2 separate regions of the Mus musculus genome follow, and region 2 is linked to region 1. A link is a loop called in an ENCODE intact Hi-C map of the cell type or tissue named here. Cell type or tissue: left cerebral cortex. All regions are shown on one strand. Region 1 overlaps Gm33136 (a long non-coding RNA gene). Region 2 holds the start of Ano5 (anoctamin 5).

Evidence for each region. A loop is a pair of places that touch in the nucleus more often than their neighbours do. Peaks named below come from ENCODE experiments on the same cell type or tissue, not always from the same donor. Only the 100,000 strongest peaks of a DNase experiment are listed, where the experiment ranks them.
Region 2: it touches region 1 in a loop (2.1-fold over the local background); 3 of 42 quality-filtered maps call a loop at or near these places.

Annotation. Positions count from the first base shown.
Region 1 is chr7:51,598,751-51,601,250 of GRCm38, forward strand. All of the region lies in intron 3 of Gm33136 (a long non-coding RNA gene), which reads right to left. Among named protein-coding and RNA genes, the nearest start is that of Slc17a6, 22 kb to the right of the region's middle. In left cerebral cortex, no CTCF peak of the experiment used is centred here; a DNase peak (open chromatin) is centred at 1,460.
Region 2 is chr7:51,510,014-51,512,513 of GRCm38, forward strand. It overlaps Ano5 (anoctamin 5), which reads left to right and starts at 1,016. Exons shown (of 22, transcript NM_177694.6): 1 at 1,016-1,237. The coding sequence starts at 1,222. It overlaps Gm33190 (a long non-coding RNA gene), which reads right to left and starts at 973. Exons shown (of 5, transcript XR_001778128.2): 1 at 904-973; 2 at 1-9. In left cerebral cortex, no CTCF peak of the experiment used is centred here; a DNase peak (open chromatin) is centred at 1,040; H3K4me3 peaks cover 964 bases.

The DNA.
Region 1 (2,500 bases):
GGGATAATAAAACATAGCCAGAAAATATGCAACAATTCTTGGAATACACCATGAGTCAGAAAGCAATGGAATTAAAATGTATGTGATATTGCCAATTACATCTTTTCAAAAGTACCTCACAATGTAATATTTGCGTGATGAATTCATTTCTTCTGGTGGGTTGTTTTTATTGTAAACATGCAGCTACTTTTAAAACCCGGAAAACCATGATAGCATCCTAAGAAGTGGGAATAAAACAATACAAAAAAGACAAGGAAAACCATGACAAAAAAAAAATCTAGAAGTCACTCTCCATCCTGGCAGCTTATTGGAGTTCTGCCCTTACTAATCAGCAGTGACAGAGCTCAGGTCCAACAATAATAGACTGGGTTTATCCAGGCAGTTGTAACCATGAGAAAAGGTGGGCAGAAAGTGGGCAAAATGGTTAAAAACAGAATTAATGTATTTGTTGTACTGGGTTACATACAGGCATCTGCATGCAGATGTATGTTATATCTGAACACATTCTTGCCTGCCCCAAAAAATTGTAAATAATTTGCTTCATTTGTTTATATCTCATGAAATAATAAAAATATACAGTTTGTGAAGAAAAAATAATCAGTCCTAAATACTTGATTAAAAACATCAGAAAATTATAAAGCAGAGGACCCAAGTGCAAGCATTCACTAGGAGGAGAAGGGCAAGCAGGGAGGTAAGTCCACTGTGTGGTGGATTTTCCATGTGATAAAAAAAATGGAGCTTCCCAAGAGGAGACACAGTGAGTGAAAGAAATCAAAGCTTAGCTGAGCTTCCAATACACTTAGCATGTATTTGGAAGAAAGATTTAAGTATAGGGTCCAGCAAGGACCGCACGTCCTCACGAAATCCCTGAGAAATCTATAAGGACATGAAGTGTAAGGACACAGAAAGGTCAAAAATAAGAGGACAGAAAAGTTTTGGGAAATAGTAAAATCAACTCATGTTCACATTATGCAAAGACAGTTACAAGGCAAGGCGTAGTACTGCAAACTGAGATTTTGTTAATAGAATGGTAATTGTAAGAATATACAACTATTTTACATATGTACCCAGCTAATAACAGGCAGGAATCATATAAGAGAAATGCTTACTGAAGGAGCCAATCTGTGGGGTGAGTGAACCCACAGTTATGATGGGAGCTGTTAATGTTTTCTCAATGAGTGATTGGTCACACGGAGAGCTGGAGGCAGTAAAGACGATGGAAAATTCAAGCAATCCACTTGACAGCAGACATGGCACCTAACAGTTGCAGAACAGACATTCCTTTCATGTGTTTGGAGAATATTGTGCAAAAGCATCTTGGACCACACGGCAGACAAAATTAACCTCACAGGACTGCGCTCTCCAGAGTACTTGCATCACTGTAGTGAGTTAAAGTTATTGAGAGGGAGCAGCAGTGACTCGGAAATGTTTGGGAATGAAACAGGGAAAACATTTCTTACTGACATATGGGTGAGAAGAACCCACACACCAAAGACTACCCCAGAACAGATGGGGCGTTCCATTTACATGTGGGTGGAAAACAGCTCAACACAAGTTTTAACAGAAATACATAATGACTTTATTCCTCACATTATTGGAAAAGGAAGCTATCAAAACAAAGTTTGTTGTTTGGGAACATAGATAGGTGTGAATTGGCTAAATAAACCCAAAGAATTGGGGAGGGGGGGATTATGAGAATTCAGTGAACTAAAAATCAAAGTCTGAAAAGGTAATAACACAAACACCGACTGAAATGAGTAAAATTGTGTGTGGGGGTGGGGGTGGGGAAGAGCAATAACATACTTCCCAGTTCAGGAAAAAGTGGGGCTGGATAAACTGGAAAAAGAACAGGGGTAATAGATACATTTGATGTTTTAAAAAACTAGAAAATTATGTTCAAGAAGTAACTCCCTGAGAACATGGACATCCATACCACAGATAAAGACAGTATTTGCTAAAGAGAAGACTCCTCCAGATGAAGTAAGGAAGTCCGCTACGTCCAACTTTTACTGTACAAGTGGGCGAAGCACATAACTAGGCATTTCACAAAACACATCATGAGGTAGCTGATAAAGCATGGAAAGGCTACTAACATCATTATAAATAAGAAGATGTGACCAGACCACCACAGAAACTTAGAATGAAAGGCATTGAGAGACAGTCCAGTTTCATCTTTGTTGCTGTGATCAAATATTCAGAACAGAAACAAATTTGGCTGTAATGAATTTATTTTGACTACAGTTATCGAGACAAAGTCCACAACAAGAAGGTATGGCATGCACTGTATGAGCACAGAGACAATCCCCACCCTCCATCTTACTGCCCCCAAAACACTCCCAACCCTACTGTCTGAGCCCCCATCTAATTTTTGCTGCAGGTTTCCTGACTTTTCTTCTACTCTTCTAGTAATAATGATACAAGGAGACAGAGACAGGCTCAGAATGGCTCACATCAGTGTTTCCCAAAACTATAAAGACTGGAGCATGCAATATCTACATTG
Region 2 (2,500 bases), 89 kb before region 1:
CGCTCAGGCCTTAAAGGGAGAGAGATGCCTTAAGGGAAGTGGATTTTATTTTTACCCGACAGAAAATAACCCCCAACTGGGAAAAGGGTTTTGTCTTAGATAGCTTCACTTTGAGTGGAGGGCGAGACAATCCTGGGCAACCAGACTTATTAGTAGGCTGAGGCTGCCTACCAGAGAGGATGTGAGGGAAAGGGTTGGAGATGGTATACTGTGAGTACCTGCCTTGAGTGGGTGGACCGGTTGAAACGGGAAGCTCTAAGCCTGTTAAGTATGGAGCTGTGGAGTCAAGAAGGAAGGGAGCCTGGGGACGCCCAGGAACCCCCCGAAGATGTAGCTGTGGTGAGGCCCCCTGAGGAGGCCCCAAGGAGGGTAGAGGGGCCTGAAGTCTCCCCGGATGTGCACCAGTTAAGTGTCCCAGAAGGGGCAAGAAGGGTGGTGAGACCTAGAGTCTCTAGGTATGTGGAGATTGTGGAAGTTTCTGAGGAGGAACAGGTGGAAAACCCGAGGGAGAGAAGAGAAACGGAGACAATACTGCAAGTTGTGGAGTCTGAAACTGGGGAGGAATCTGGGCTGTCCGGAGAGATCAGTGAGAAGGGCAGAGGGCCAGAAAGGCCCAAGAAGAAACGGAAACTTCGCCAACACAACCTGGAGGAGCACCTGGGCTGGCAGCAGGATCAAGGAAAGGATTCAAGCCAGCTTAGCCAGGACCAGGAGCACCACTTAGAGCCCTACACGGAGGGGACAGAGCAGCACTATCACTCAAGGGCAGTGAAGCGCAAGAGCTTAACTGCCAATCTGCTGGACCGCTCCAAGAGTCAGGCCAAGTACCACCTGGAGAGGAAATCCAGTCAGCGGAACCGCCAGGAGTCTTCGGCTCAGGGCGCCTCGTCCTTGGCTCCTCACCCGTCCAAGGCAACTCGCCAGGTCATGGCGCCTCCCGGGTCTCAGGAATTTCGCTCGTCTCTAGCTCCTCCCTCTTCTCAGGCTCCTGGGCTGTCCCCAGTGTCTCCAGTGCCTCTGGTGCTCCAGATGCCTCTGGAGTCGCAGCAATCGGACAGCTTAAAGAATGAGAGCTCCAGCTGGATTGCGGAGGCGGAGCTGAAAACCAGGAGGCAGACGATCCGCTTCAGCCTCCGCCCCAAGTCATCCCGCCGCCTGTCACAGAGGTCCTTCAATGCCTTCAACGAGCTGGCAAAGCTAGGTGACCCCGACCTGCTGGAGATGGTGGAGCAGGAAGGTAAGGCTGGCGCTGAGCGGGCGCGCGAACCTTCTTCGCATGGGGTTTCTGCGGGGACGTTGGCAGCTGTAGGTTTCTGTCCCGGGAACGTTCTTAGTGTCGTGAGCCCCGCGCTGCGCCATGCCTGCCAGGCAGGTAATGGGAGACATTCTGCGCCCCGCGATGTCCCCTGATGCATCTGTGCTCCAAGGACCTACAACCTGTGACTTCCTAGGATCCGGACATCTGTCTCAGACCCCGAGTAATTGGCCTGGTGTGGGTCCCTGGCTCAGGAATTCTGCTCCTGAAATGTGGCTTTTTCCAAAGATAGCCTGCACAGGTGGCGATCCTCCAGTTAGGGGCTGGCCCTGAGTTCTTCCTGTCAGCTTCTGCCCCCAAGTGTTGGGCTTCATGGATTGGGCCACCATCATGCTGCATATGCATCATGTCTTCCCTTTTAAAAACAGCTTTTTATTGAGACATATCTGCATCCCGTGAAAGTCAGCAGCTAAGTGCAAAATGATTGGATTCTATGTATTTACAAAGTTTTGTGACCATCTCAACAGGGTCATTTTATGTCATCTTCCTCGTGTCAGTTAATCATCCTCTATGTAGCCATTCTCCACTTCTAGGCACAGGCACTTGTACTGCTTGCCTCTGTAGATTTCCTTAGCTCAGATACTCAAGGAAGTAGAGCCAAAAAGTTCGTGCTCTCAGACAAAACTGGCTTCTGTCTTGGCATGTTCTAAACTTCAGTCATGTGCAGCACCATTCCTTGTATTTGACATATAGTATTCCCTTGTGGAGGAAGCCGCACGCATCCATTTGCCAAACGCTGAACATATAACAGATTTCCTGACTTATACTAATACAAACTACACAGCAATAAGCATTCATTTGAAAGTTATTGTTTAAGCATTGGTTTTCACTTTTCTGTCACAGAAGGTCTGTGGAACACATAGTCACTCTGCATTGAATACTTTGGAAAGTGACCTCACTGTGTTCTAAGTGTTGCCCAGTTTTTGATCCCACCAGTGGCTTCTATTTCTTCTTTGAAGGAAAAATATAAAACAAAAATGCATATGATGTGATATTTTCTGGGTAATAAAGAATATTTCATTGCATCCACATGGAGATGAAATATTGCAGTTTTTAGGCATTTGCATCTCAATTAAATTTAGCCTCAAGGTGGGCCTACTTACTAGAAGCTATTTAGTTACTAACCCTTTGTCATGAGGACATGTGTAGCTTCTGTCTCCCCAGGAATCGCAGAACATTCCTGAA